Linked DNA regions of Mus musculus: region 1 is linked to region 2. The links are chromatin loops, found by intact Hi-C in ENCODE. Cell type or tissue: left cerebral cortex. All regions are shown on one strand. Each heading gives the region's core, and the rest is flanking DNA. Links, peaks and the distances in the headings are about the cores only.

What was found. Hi-C counts contacts between places; a loop is a spot of excess contacts. Peaks named below come from ENCODE experiments on the same cell type or tissue, not always from the same donor. Only the 100,000 strongest peaks of a DNase experiment are listed, where the experiment ranks them.
Region 1: it touches region 2 in a loop (2.7-fold over the local background); 2 of 42 quality-filtered maps call a loop at or near these places.

The regions. Positions count from the first base shown.
Region 1 is chr8:63,874,584-63,882,240 of GRCm38, reverse strand. It overlaps Gm24580 (a small nucleolar RNA gene), which reads right to left and starts at 4,045; the gene lies at 3,915-4,045. In left cerebral cortex, for the core only: a CTCF peak has its summit at 4,606 (motif pointing right); DNase peaks (open chromatin) are centred at 4,607, 5,038, 5,254, 5,992 and 1 more place.
Region 2 is chr8:62,947,451-62,955,107 of GRCm38, reverse strand. It overlaps Spock3 (sparc/osteonectin, cwcv and kazal-like domains proteoglycan 3), which reads right to left and starts at 3,763. Exons shown (of 12, transcript NM_023689.3): 1 at 3,580-3,763; 2 at 3,120-3,308. The coding sequence starts at 3,308. In left cerebral cortex, for the core only: no CTCF peak of the experiment used is centred there; DNase peaks (open chromatin) are centred at 3,385, 3,669, 3,825, 4,197 and 2 more places; H3K4me3 peaks cover 2,749 bases; H3K27ac peaks cover 1,988 bases.

The DNA.
Region 1 (7,657 bases), core at 1,782-6,781, 930 kb before region 2:
AAACACATGGTGGGACTTGTGTCTCTAGCTACATATGTAGCAGAGGATGGCATAGTCGGCCATCAACGGGAGGAGAGGCCCTTGGTCTTGTGAAGGTTCTATGCCCCAGTGTAGGGGAATGCTGGGGCCAGAAAGTGGCAGTGGGGAGGTTGGAGAGGGGATAGGGGATAAAGAAAATATCTACAAAAACAATAACAATAATAATATAAATAAAAGTATTTAATAAATAAATACTATAAACCATGGAAAAAAGAAAAAAATTAAGCACAGAGCTGTTATATTTTCCATATATGAAAAATACAATAGACAATTTCTAATATGATTTAAATGTAAATTTCACAATTACAGCTTTTTGTTTAAACATTAAAAAGTTTATCGTTAAACATTATTTTAGAGAGAGATTGCACAATTTATCTTCAAACACCTTTAGCTTGCTAATCTTGCCTGAAAGGAGCTGACCATTGTTTAGAATAAATAAGGAAATTTGGCTTGAGGTCACCTTTAGTTTCTCATTAAATCTGTCAAGTCCCATTTAATCAGTGAATACTTATTTCAAAATACAAAGCTTGAACCTATGATTCTGTTTGTGCTCTGTGGTTAACTTCATTTGAATACAGAGGTGTACAAGTTTATTTTGTTTCATGAAGAAATGGCCACTCAGTACCAAGAAGATCCAGTGAAGTGTCCATCCTACTTCCTAGACTCCATTCTTTAAAAAAATATCATCACTGAATTTGTGAGGTTGGACATAAATGTGAAATCAATTCAGACATTTACAAGTATATTTTTCCTGCCTCCTGAGAAAATAGTTCACATGAAATTTAACATTTTCTCTATTTTAATCTCAAAATCTTCTCCTGTTTGGTGAGATGTTTTCACACTGTATTGTGTGTAGTATATCTGTGCATGCATGTATATGGGAGTGGGTGCAACTATGTGTGTATGTGTATATGTAGGCCAGATGTTCTGTGTATATGTGTGTGTGTCTGTGTGTGTATGTGTGTCTGTAGGCAAGATGTTGTGTGTGTCTGTATGTGTATTGCATGTGTATGTCGGGTGTTGTATGTGTGGTGTGTGTTTATGTATGTATGTTTGTGTATGTCTATGTGTGCCTGTGATGTGTGTGTGTCTTTGTGTGTGTGTGTGCCTGTATGTGTGCATGTGTATGTCGCTGTTGTATGTTTGGTGTGTGTGTGTGTTTGTGTATATCTGTGTATACTTGTGTGGTGTGTGTGTTTGTGTACATGTCTGATGTGTGTGTGTTTGTGTGTATATCTGGTGTGTGTGTATGTGTGTGTGTGTGTGTGTGTGTGTGTCTGTATGTGTGTTTGTGTGTATGTCTGGTGTTTATGTGTGTAGGCCTGATGTGGATGGTGCCATTTCCTCTATCACCATTCTCTTTCTTTTTAGAAGTTAGGTTTCTCGTGGAATCTGGAGATTACCAGTTTGGATAGGCTGGCTAGCAAGCCTCAGAGACACTATTCCTCCCGACACTGGGTTGAAGCAATGTAGCTCCATAGCTAGCTCTTCTGTGGGTGCTGCATATCTGACCTCAGGATGTGATGCTTGCTGAACCAGCACTTTACTGCCTGAGGAATTTTGTCACAGTGAAATTGTCATACTGTGTGTATGCGTGTACATGTGTGCATGTATATGTGCATATGTGTTTATGTTTGTGTTTCGTCTTTGTAATTTTCCTAACACACTTCCCTGAAAGTATACATACTCATTACAGTGTCCTATCTGTCATCCAGTTGGCTGTTCTAGGTGTTCATACACTGCTCCTTATGTTTTGCTTTATTCTACAAAAGAGAACATTAAATGATCATTCTTTTGACTGAGACAACACACATCTTTTATATTAAACAACAACAGCCTTTGTTGTCATTGTTGAAAGAATTGACTACTGCTTCTAACTCAATTGTGAGGCCAATGCTAATGCCACTTTTATGATGACATGGTAACCGAGTTGTAGCAAGGTGAAATATTTGTGATGTACTGTTAACAGAGTGACAAAAATTCATCCAGTGAGGCATTCTCAGAATAGGAGACTGTTCCTTTTCTTTCTGTCCTTTCTAACTCTCTACCTAGCTTCTGCTCTTCCTTCTCCATCATTTTTGGTTCTTTGTGAATTTTACATCATGCACCCAAACCCCTCTCATACCCCAGCCCCCTTTACTCTTGTAACTTTCTCCCCAACAGAGATAAAATCAAAATCTTGTTGTGGAAGCAGTTCTGAGTCACAGTGTGTCCCATGGTATACCCTTTTGTCTACATTTCTTCACTTGCAAATGTTCATTGTAATGACTCCAAATCTGGTTAGGTATGAGGCCTCTGGCTTCTGTTACCCTATCAGTATTGGAGCCTCACTCAGACTCCTCTCAGATATACTGCTGCTTCCCTGTGTCAAGAAGATCCTGCAGTTTTGGAATTATAGGATCAGTCCCTTCATGCACTCCTGCAGTTAATTGACCAATGGGACTGATGTTGAGTGGGCAATTTCAAAGCTCTAGATTAGGGTCTGAGAGGTATCTGAGCTGGTCAGCCAGATGGATCTCCTGCTTTTAGATCCTTATGGCCAGATCACCAGCAACCCCTGCTACCAGGGACAGCTCGACCTTGTGTGCAGGGGAGGTAGAGGGTCCATTCTCCCAAGTGTTGCAGCTGGCAAGGGACATGGCCAGTTCTACTATCATGACCCAAAGTTGTATTTCCCACTTCTCTTAGATGGCAAGGGATGCTGGAGGAGAGAAAGTGATCCCTCCCTCATCGTCTGTGCCACAACCCAGAAGATAAAAGGCAGGGTGGGTTCTCCTGCACTTATACCCTCAGGAACAGCTCACCTGCAGCCCCCATATCCAGGGCCAGCTCCGCTGTACTGGCCAGGTGAAGTACAGGACCTGCTCTCCCGCTGCAGCAGGTGAGGGACAGGGCCAGTCTTCTGCTCTGATGACCCTGCAGGGCCTGCTCTGCTGCCCTGCTCTAGGTGGTAAGGATGGAGGAGGGGGAAGGGTATCTCTCTCATGTTCACATCATCTCAAAGGAGATGAATGGTAGGGCCAGCTCTCCTCTGCTCTTATGCTCAGGTCCAGCTCACCCACAGCTCTGGCAATGTTCAAGTCCCACTCTCCCAGGATGGGAACTGGCTAGGTACAGGGCCAGCTCTGCTACCTATAGGATCATTTTCCCCCAAGATGCACAGGTGAGGGCTGGGGCCCATTCTGCACAGCCCTCAGAGATTAACATGTCCTTGGGTGGCAGCCCAAACCATGGGTATCTGCCTGGCCTTTGGTGGTAACAGATCCCTGGTTGTTGCATGGCCGTGAATCCATATGTGGTCCCCAGTAACAGCACAGGCAAGAAACCCACCATGTTCCCAGGTAGCATCACTGACAACTCACATCAGGCTTAAGCTGTTCCTCACTAAGCTCTGGGCTCCAGTTCTGCCTCTCTTCATCGAACCCACATCCCTTGGTTTCTCTTTTTCTTCCATTTCTTTACTTACTGGTTCCTCTTAGTGGCACCAGTTATCTTTGAGTATCTGGGATGATCTCTAGAATTGTCACAAGAGTGTTCTGCTTTGCTCATGTTTAATGGTGCTGTGTAGGGGTCATCTAGATCATGGTCTGCCTGCCCCAGGACTGCACAATACTGGACTGGTTAGCTCCCTGTACAGTCCAGGCTAGCTCCTTGTACAGCCCCCGTGTTGCTGTCCATTGGTATCTCAGTCTCCGTACTCACTCAGCCTGTAGGCGTGGCCCCTTGGGAGGGTTGTCCATCTTAATCTCACTCCAGCCGAAGGTCCTAGGTGGGGTTCTTCTAGCCTTTGACTTGTTCACCATTCTGGGAGCCCACTTAGACCTCTCTGGTACTGCACTGGTGGTCATCTCAGACTCTTTTTTTTTTCCCCAAGGAGTATTAGGCTGCTAATCATTCAGATGTTCCAAGTCAGAACATCTAGTGTAGACATAAGCTCTTTCTTCTCTGTCACCTACTGACACACATGTGACAGAGTAGCCACACGTGCATCCCCTCTAGTGGCAGGGCTCTTTTACCATTTAACATCCTCAGATCCTAGCCTTCCAGCTGCTAGAATTATAGGTATGAGCCTCCATTCTCCACTACTTGATTCTCAGTTATTCAAGCTATGAAAAGCATTGAAAACTACCTTTATACTCTTCTGCCAAAGACAAATTTTCTATACCTGTGGTACCAATGATATATTTTTTTTTTCCTGAACAGAGCTTTCTTTACCTCACTATACAGAAATTATTTATAAATAGAAGTGTGGATAGTGATAAAGAATAAATAAAGTTGGTTTGCTTGATAATATAGCCATCAAACCTAACCTGAAAGAAGAAAACTGTGTGAGAGAAGAAAGTCTTTTATTTTACATGATAAAATAAATAAAATCTACAACAAAACGTAGCAAACATTCCCCAGTATGGAGACATTTTACGCATTTGTTTCATAAAAGTATCTCATTTGTCATTTGATTGCTAGGGCCCTCGGTGATATCCATACGTTTTTATATCCCTGTTTCCTCAGAAATATGTGCATAAAGGGAAACATCATCCTGCTCTTATAATTTATGGCCACCAGGTGGCAGCATCACTCCTTTTTCTTCTACAGAAAACAGGAGCTTAAAGAATGATGTCATAGCTTCCTACTCAAAGTACTCTGCAGACCTATGAGTCAAGTCACGAAAATTCTACTTAGTTCTTAGCGTGTACTGGTCAGTTCTCCACGTTGTGCCTGTTGGCTAGAATAAACATGGTTAACATTTCCCCTTAGGCCTATACCAGTCTTTTTGTGAAGAAATTAAAAGAAGATAAAACAGAAAAATTAGTATCCCACCGAAAACTTGCATTAGTGATGGTTTGTGATTCAGCTCACAGTAGTCATTTGAAATATAACTAAAACTACCAATGATTTTTGAAAACAGGGTGAGAAATCAGAAGGTATGTTACAATTACCAAGATTGCAGAGATCATTCCGTGCTCAGGCTTGATCATTCCGGGCTCGGGCTTGTCATCCCAGCCCCTGTCCACCGGGGTAAAGACAACTGCTTAAAGAGTAAGCCTACCCTGGGCCCAGTGCAGAACCTTGTCCCTCAAACCCAATAAACGGCAGCGATAGCACAACAAGAAGGCATTGTGTAACACATATCTGAAAACTGCTCATATAGCTTTGTCTGTGTTATTTGTGAAAACAGCGTATCTTTAAGGCAGCTCTGCATCAGAAGGAAATGCCTAGCAGCTTTGTCTGTGACAGGGATTCTGGAAACACAGTTCTACCACACCTTTTATGACAAGCTCTCATTCACTGGCAACTGTCGTATGTGACCTTTCACATTGTCATTGGCTTCCTTGATGATTCGGGTTCATACAGCTCACATTTCACTCTGTCCTATGCAGTGTTCTAGGATGTGAACTTCTATGATAAACAGGACAAGCAATAGAACCGTTTTCATTATAACTATTATTTTACAAAACATTTGATGGTAACAATGCCACTGATAAGATATGTGACAATTACTGCTGATCTCCATGTGCTATGTCCATGCATATGTACATGCACACACAGAAACAATACATAAATCTAACCATAAAATCAATAGAAGGGGCAAGAATAACAGTACCGTCGTCCCTCGGTTCTACCTTAAACTTATCCTTTTCTGTCTGTTTATTGGATAGCTATATCTCTTACAAACGTGGAACTTGAAAAGTGTTGGCATTACAATTGATTATTTCCGTGACATCTCTCTCTTGTTTATTGAGTCTCTTTTATTTCATCTAATGTCATATATAACATGTCCGTGCTTCATTTCTGGCGCTGCTTTAAATTCCCCTGATAAGAAGCAACTTGGAAGAGAATGGATTCACTTGGTTGATAATGACAAGCAGTCCATTGTTTCAGGAATGTCAGTGTTGTAGGAACTTGAATCAGCTAGTCACAGCATAGGCAGTCGGGAGCTGGAGAAAGGAATTCACAGATGTTTTCCTGATCCTCACTTGTGCTCAGCTGACTTTCTCCACTCTTAGGCACTTAAGGTTCCCGGGCCTAGGAAATAGAGCCGCCCATAGGTGGCTGGGTCTTCCCTCACGAATTCACCTAATAAAGGTGCTCCTACCCCAGCCATGGCCACAGGCCTATCTAATGTAAAATTTCTTTTAATGAGATTCTCTTCCCAGATTATATACTATTTTAACTTGACAATTAAATAACCAGCTCAACAAATATAAACCAAAGTATATATTTGCAACTAACTAAATATTTAATTTTTCACATACATCCATACATTGATTTCTCTGCATTTTAGAAATAGGTTCCATCATCTGAAGGTTCATGACCCAAGTGGAGTCAAGTAAAAGATTTTATTTTCCTTTGTAACAATGAAGTGATGATGTTTCTGTTTTTATATTAACCCACTTTTATGGGCTTCTGGTTTGGGTCACTGTAGTTAACTGTGTGAGCAGTTTGCCTTGTGTAGCACTGGAAGCTAAAAAGAGCCAATGCAATAGAATAAAAAATACAGCATTGCCTATCTGTTTTGTTTTGTTCTGTTTTGGAATCTTAAACTCACTTTTGCTGTTACAATTCCTTTTTCTTTTATATTTTATATAAAACACAAAGTGAAAGATAATGAATATTCAAGGGATAATAAAAATTAGTTCATGGAAAACTATCCAACATAAATAAATAAGAATACATATGTTAAATTGTATATCAATGTTGGATAGTTTGACTCAATGTCTGTTATTTATCATCTTTAGAATTATTGGATTAAGATTCTTTCTATCAATATCTTGATTGCAGCTTCTTCTGGGTCATATGTGGGTTTTGTCTCATGTTAAAATCTGTACTGTTTTTCTTTTCCCTCGCAGTGTCATTCCAAGGCAGTTAACCCTGAGGAAGGCTGTAGGTATCACAGGCGGGATGAAAGAGGAGGATGCTGACAGTCTTCTCAGGGAAATCAAACTGGAAAACTATGTTTTCCACAAAGTCTCAGAAGTCATTGTCTGAAGCAAGTTCATCCTAGATGTATTTAGCGTGTCTGCAAGAAGATAATGTACCATTCTGGAACATTATAATGACAGCTCATGGTAACGTTGTTTTGTTTTGTTTGTTTGTTTGTTTTGTTTTTGCTTTTTGGTTTTTTTTTTGGGGGGGGGGGTTCTTTTTGCTTCTGCTTTGTTTTGTTTGTTTGTTTGAATAAATGTGTAAAGAACATTTTTTGTGGGGTGAGTAACTTCTTCAGATGACCCTGACCCTTGCTGAAGCTTGCTAGAGTGCAAGTCCTGTGCTTGCCACTTCCCAGTGTGCGGTTCAGGCACCTTTTTGTGGAACCTCTGCAGACCCTCAGCTAGACCTTTGCTTTGCCCAGTCATCCAGAACAACAAAGAACACACACACACACACACACGGCAATTACTGCATTCTGTTAAGGTAACAGTAGTTAATCTCTACCATACACACGAGCCACTTCTTAGGAAAGATGGTTCTACTCTACAAACTCCCTGCAAAGAAAGTTTCAGGGGCTTTGCCCAGTTGAAGAACGCTCATAGGTTGGAAATAGATTCTATGATGATTAGTTTATTGCTTTTATAGAAATAGTGTGGAAGACTGAGAACAGGAAACAAGCATCAAGTAGAGG
Region 2 (7,657 bases), core at 1,147-6,146:
GAGAGAGAGAGAGACTGTGTCTCTGTCTGTTTTTTCTGTCTGTCTGTGTATGTTAAAAGATTGAACTTGGGTTTCTTGCACAGCAGTCATGAGACTCCTTATCTCACTTTAAATTCCTATAAGCATACCTTGGATATACCAGACCGGTTTTATTTAGTGATTTTTAAGTCTTGACTTCTGCTAAAATGTTAGGTGAATTTTAGCTTTAATTTTCTTCCTAAAACACGAGAATTGAAGAGTCTGCTAGAATTTTACTCTAAGTGATCTTTAAAGAAATAAGTTTCCTGTGTTATAAGATTGTATTTGTATAGGTTAAAAAGGCAAGGAATACAACAAAATAAAAGGTCTCATGCAAATCAATAGTGTAAATTAGCCAAAAATATTCAAAGTTTTTCCTTTATTAGTAATACTCATGATCATCTTTCCTTTAGTTTCATTCTTTCCCTTGATTTTTACTGAGGAAATTGTTACCAGGGGTGTTCTGTTCTTCATCTTTAAAGATTTACTACAACCTATGTTTACACACACACACACACACACACACACACACACACACACACATATAATGTAAAATAGAGAAGTTAGTGTCTTGGTATTCTATTATAATTATATATACAATAAAGTTCTAAAATGTTATTCAAATGAGGGCACACATGAACCTTCAAGGGTTACTTGTAAAATAATATTGGCTTTACAGAAAAGAAAATAAGAATTAATTCTACTACTAATTACCTCTGATAATTAATTATGCAGAAGAATCATCTTTTCAAATTATGTCAATTATCTTTTTATGAAAGAAGCATAGAGAGAATTTGCCTAAGTTACATTGTGCTTATAAGAAGAGTCTCCGATGTCCTTGTCTCTGTTTGCCTTTCTCTCGTGTAAGCACAGAAACCGATCATTTTAGATAGGAAGCTCAAATGGAACATTAGAGATAGACTCTGTAAGACAGAATTCACATTTCAAATCCATGTGCTTGGACCAAAAATGAGTCTAAAATATTAGTCCCCTTTGCACTGATAAAACTGGTAAAAGATGAACTGCCCCAGGGGAAAGAAGCAATGAAGTCACTAGCTTTTCAGGTGGTCTGCACAAGGTTGCATGAGATGCACTCTGAGTGCTGAATGGAAGCCACAATGGCAGTTTTCATTTCATTCTCAACAAGGAGCAACAGGTATAGAAAGGTAAAATGTAATCCTAGTTCCTCTTATCTCCCTGCCTGCATAAAATGTAACTCTTTTTCTACCATGGTTACTCTAAAATATGACTTAATTTTATTAGTAAATCAGTTACATTTTATGTGTTACATATGTGAAAATGCATATATCTATATCTATATATATTTTCTATATGACTTTACATTTTTTGATGGACTTTTCTAGGGAAAGCACATAACCCCCCCTGAGCATGATGTGGTCGACACACTCTGTTTCTATTGAAGTTGGGTGCCTGAGTCCTAGAAGATTCACATTTATAGTAGGCATCACAGCTTGTTGCACCTCAAATGCTCACATGCTGAACAAAAGTCCACTGCTTTCTCTTACTATTAAATCAATTTAACTAAAACCAGAGACCCCTGGGACAGACACGATTTCAAATGTGTTAGCCATACCTAAAATTCCTTTTAAAAGATAATAGTTATTCAATAAATATCTGTCAATACTGGAAGTACTGTTCAAACACTGCCAACATTTTCAATATTTCTTTTCTCAAGTAGGGGTATGATAAATGGCAATTCTCTCCTGGTACAAAATATCTGTTTGCTTACTTCTGGCTGCACTTAATATCAGTGTTAGCTTACAGCAGGTACGTGAGAGCTCTGCATTTACAAGAGTGAAGAACATCCATTTAGCAAAAAATAGGGATGTTCACATTTCATTCATAAACCAAAACTGAGTCCTGCGATAAGAATGGGCACAATCATTTCCGTATGCTGTATATTCATGCTGAGTATCATATAGATTTACCCTGAAATCATAGTCACATTTCTAGGAGATCTCTCTGTGAGACTCCCCTCGCCAGTTACTTTACAGAGACGGACATGATGGGAGAAGAGAATGATGCATCCAGGATGAGAATTAGTGCAAGCCTCCATTTGTTTTCCTAATCATGAGAACCTGAGCTAATCGGAGAAGTTCACTCACAGACTCGGAAAGCACTGGTGATTGAATCAGAGAGGCAGTCTCACAAATGTCATTACAAGGCTAGACAAGGAATATGAGTCACTCTGCCAGGTCTCAAACCCCTGGGTTTCACAGGGTGAGGTAGGGATGGTATCCAGAGGTCAGAATGTTCTCCTGGGGCATCAGCCTAGTTCAAGGCTCTGGGCACAGCAGCAAATATTCTCATAGGACTCTATTCAGATCAGGTGTGGGTGACTAGTCCTGGCTATTGGCTCCAGGCAAATAAATGTGGGAGTCTCTAAAGCTGGTCGCCTTTAAAGAGCTCTTGAGAAAACTCCCAAGGGAGTCTACAGTTTAACTCTTTCATTGCTGCTCCATTTCCTCCCCATAAGCCCAGTACACACAAGACCAAAGTGTTCCAGGGTAAGTGAATGTAGAAATAGAATCTGATGAACAGTTTTTACGTAATCAGCAGCATTTCAACTTCTGCAGACTGACGCTGCCAAACAACCTCCCACCCTGAGAGAGCAGGCATTTATAAATGTTACATCTTTATATCTCCTCCCTCAAATTCCTTAATGGGCCATTAGTAAGGAGATCGATCCTAGTTACTTTATAGCTAGGCAACAGCACAGGCACCCTGCTGTGTTTACTAGTGCCAGAAACACCATTCAAAAGTTGAGAAGGTCGAAGCTCTACTTTGCAAACATTTGGGGGCGAAAAATTGGGGCAAGGTGAGGTGGAAAGGGGGAAGAGAGAAAACCCGGTGTGACCTAACTCAGAAGCATATGTAACAAGCAAATTCCTACTTAAGCTATCTGGGGGGGAGTGGAGACTGCTAAGTTCTACAGTTACAGGATACAAGCTTTAGCACCCCAACTCGCCCCAACCCGGGTTCCTTAGAAAACCGAGCCCCTTCCCCACCTCTGGCGGCCACAGCAAATGCCAGCTCTGGAGCTAAATGCGCTTGGCTGGAGATGGGTGCGCATCACTTACGTCTCGGAATTTGTTCCACTGTCCGACTTCCTTGTCATACTGAGAGATTGTCGTGAGCCATTGTTTTTCGTCCAGAAAATTACCGCCGTCCGACCGCCCCCCGGCCACAGCCACCGCCGCGGCAGCTGCAAGAGTCTGGCTGCACCAAGCCGCTGCACACACACACAATAAGGCTGACACCTTGAGCATCTGGGAAGGAGACACAACCACGGGTAGGGAGCAATGTCAGAGACCGGGTGCGAAGATGGGGGCGCCCCTGGAAGGCATGCATCAGCGAGGACGGGTTGGAGAGAAGGGGAGACGAGCAGGGACAGGGGTGTCCCCTTCCAGGAGGCTTCACCCCCAAACCAGGGCACTCACACACACGCAGACCCAAGGGAGAAGAAGAAGGGGTCTAAGGGAGGAAGCCCCAAGCAGCTAGAGTCCCAGCGGCCAGATAAAACGCTTGCCGGCCCATCACCTTGTTGAGAGCGGGCACGGAGCTCGCAGCTCCTGATGGAAAAGCAGCCCGGCTCTGGCAACTCGCTTCTTGCTGGAGCTGCTGCACGCGCCGCCGTCTCAGCCGTCCACTCAGCTCCCTGCGCCCGGCGCTCCCCCCATCCCACCCTCCCCGCGCCTATCCCTCGCCAGCTCCCCTCGCTTCACCCCTCCCTCCCCCACCTCCTTCCTCCCCTCCTCCTATCCCACCTTCCTCTCCCTGAATCCCAGCTGCAGCAAGTTCCGGATGCGAAGCCTGGCTGGAGCCAGAGGATGCAGTAGGCTCCTCTCCTAGGAATCCCTTGCTTTCTAACCTCTTGCCTCCAGAAAAGGTTCTCATGTTCCAGGCACAACCAGCTCATTCTCTCTTCTCTTGGATTGAATGCCGGTGAAGCAAGGCATCTCCCTCTCTGCTACTCCTGTTTTTCAATTTCAAGGGTGGTCAGGCAGCTATAAGGAAATAGATCAGAAGAAAACTTTATGCATCTCAGAGTGAGAGTCCGTGAGACTTTGCTCTGAACCTGAACTCAGCTCCTCCTTCCTAAAGACCACCATAAGGCCTTGGGGAAGCTCTTCACTGTCTGCAAATGTATGCTCTGAACTTCTGAATTATTTCAGAGCCAAACTCTCTTTAGATTTGGCAGGCAAAGTGTTTGATTTCACCAGCATGCCATGCTCAGTGCACACAACCCGTTTTTCCTTTCTAAAATCCCTCCAATAACTGTGGTGTATGCTACAGTCCTTAAAGCAAAGATAAATAAGCCACCTATGTCAGTCTTCTGAATATAAGCAAACAGCTTTGAGGCCCTAGCTAGGATGTACTTCGAACTTCCACTGATAACAAAAACATTTGCCTGCCCAAATCTATTCTCACACCCTGTGCAGAGCCCAGTGAAGAAATTCTTTTCCTTGTACTTACAGAAAGCAGGTTAATTGAGCAGGGTATGTAAATTGAGAGATTTTTGGAAATCAACAGACTACAAAAGTGTTAGCCATCTGTATTTGAATTACATATGTCAGGCAAGCTACACCTTCCCAAGCTATGACCTTTGTATTTTCTAAAATTCAGGAGGTCTTCATTAGAATAGTGGCAACAGGTGTGTCCCGTATTCTGAGTACTTTGTTCTCACTCGGGTCATAACTTTTAGATGATATTTTAAAGAAATCAAACTGATTGATATTAATTACTAACTTTAAATACAGAATCTAAGGAAGTGTCAATTATTAGCATAAATGATAAAAGTGAAATTTTTAACGTAGTAAGAAGACACTTTCCGATTCCTGGCACACACACACACACACACACACACACACACAAAGAAGGGAGAAAGTTATTACAAATCTACAATTATAATTTACAGACGTATCGACTGATAGCAAAGATGCATCAACAATTTTTGAGAACAGTATCATGTAGTATTTCTATATACTATTCCTAGATACTTAGTTTGCTTTGTTACAAGCAAGCTCAGCATGTGTTATAGCCTTTATGAGTTTTCATTTCTATATCATGAATACTTGGCTGACTCACCCTCCAATGCCTCTTCTGTATATCCCCAGCTTCACCTCTCTACTTCAAAAATTTAAGACCCACATACAGTCCTCTTAATTCAATAAGAATGTCTCATCATGATTTAAAATTATTTAAAAAAAATAAGGATAAGGACCTTAAACCTTATGTACAATGCTGATACGCAGCAGAAGTCAGGAAACTTTAAAACAAACTGGTCTTCTAGAATGAGTAACCTTTCTTTAAACAAGGTGTGTTATGAAGGTTAACCCTCTACACCATACGTGTTAACATGTATGAAAACATACATAACATGCATGATAACATAGCATGTTACAAAAATGCCATGATCACAGTTAATGTGTAGAGAAGCACATTTATTTTATTTACATATATATTTTCATGCATATATATGAATTTCTATTATTTGTGTGTATATAGTTCATTGTCAATTGGAACATATTTATGAAACCTATTAAGCAAGCCTATCTTCTATGGACAGCTTCCAAGACACTGAGCAGGGTGAAACAATTGCTGAAGGGAAAGCAAGGATAGCTGTGTACATCTTGAAATGAAGCTTTTGAGAATACCACAATCCAGATGTGACAGTGAAATGGTATTTCTAGAAAAATTATAATTCATTATGCGTAATGGTGGAGGCCACCTTCTCTGACTTAGCCTTGGTGCTGGTCTGGCATCTCCTTCCTTCCCATCACTAGCAGAGCCTCTTAAACATCCGCCAGTCACTGATATTGTCTACCCTAACAGTGAGAATGAAAGTCTGCTAAGTGCGATGTTATTAATCACAGCAAACTCTTTCCCTCAGTTCTCTGTATTACTGAGGATCTAGGTCTTCAAAGAGCCTGCTTTCACCATCTACTAGTCCTGGGAGCATTCACACTCCAGTTAGCACTTTAGTTATCAGCTAAGGCCTCTGTGGGGATTAATTGAAAGCTTGCTAGGAGCAAAACTCAGCAGGGAACCAGAGGGGAGAGGTAATAAATGGGAGGTAGAATGCCAGGAAGACAGTTAGGAGGCATTCAAGTTAAGGTGGGTGGGGACATAGGGGAGTACTTCATGAATTGCTTCCTAGTTTTAGTGAGAGCCTGTTTCAGATATTGAGAGCTAAAAATAACACACAACCTGGAGTACCAGTACCACATGGAGAGTGAAGTACATTAAGTGACAGGGCAGGGACTTGTGTGGATATTTATGATCATATTTCACAAAACTACAACACACAGGAAGCCAAGGTTATTAAGCTCCCAGCCCCTTATTCTGCCATTCTGATACTTCATTTATATGGATAATGTAAAGCTATTACCGGAGTCACTAAAAAATTAAGGTTTACATAAGTATTTTTTGATAATTTTATTCTTTCGCTGGTGAATATCTAGTTGCTTAATCTAGAAGTATCTATCACTGGATATTTCAGTACTTTAAAAAACTCATTAAACCTTCTTCTTCCCTGTGTTTTCTGAATCTTGTTTTTGGATTAACTACAGTTCTACGAAGGCTATAGTGACATGGAGTCCATTTTAAATGGGTTTGGATCTGTGAAGAATTTAAGTGAATACCATTTGTGTAAGTGTGCACACAAACACACACAATCTGACAAAAAAGTTATTTTTTTTTCTGTCAGTTACTGTTTTAAGATATATCTGCAGCTGTGCTTAACTGTCATCAACATGTGGGAACAGCCCGTTTGCTCCATATATTCTTTGTGTTATTCAGAGCCAAGCACTTCATGTACCTTGCAGCCTTTGGTCTTATGATCTGCCCTAGAGCCACCACTAGTGTATGCTTTTAGCTCTAAATACAGATTCATGTGCAGAATTCTTTTGTCTCCAACTGATAGAACTATATGGAGGTAATATACATGTCTGGACATAAAACCCAGTTAGCAAAATCAATTGTTGGAGATGTTCTCCTTGAAGATTATTTTAGGAATCTTGCCATTGCTTTTTATCTCTCTTTGCATCATGTTTACCATGAGATGAGTGTCTTCCTCTGCCCTCATGGTTCCATTGCCATGGTAGTCTAGACTACCATGTGACTGGGCCCTTTATGGGCTAAAACTTCTGAAATCATGAGCCAGACTAGACCATTTCTCCTTTAAGTTGAGTCCTTTATGTGTGGTATTTATCACAGGGACAGAGAGCTAACACAGAGAGCTAGCAAATACAGAACTTTGATATTTAAGGGTCTGTAAGTTTCAAGAATGAATAGGCTTCACTACATTTTCTTTCTTTCTGTGTGGATATGTCTCTGAATCATTCAGGGTGTTTCTGTTCTTTGATTCTGCTGCCTCCTTGACTCTGCTTTCTACTTGCTAGCTCAGTACAAGAGAGAATTCACCTGTAATTAAAGTCAAGATGAGGGAATGGTTAATTCAGGAATTCTGCTACGTTACTGTGAAAGTCACTCTTCCTAAGCTACTTTAGATGGTTACTTACCCACATATCACCCTCAAGATTACCAATCAGAGGCTTAGAAAACCATGCAGCTGCTTGGCACAGAAGGGAAGTGGCTAATTGTAGTATTCTCTCCG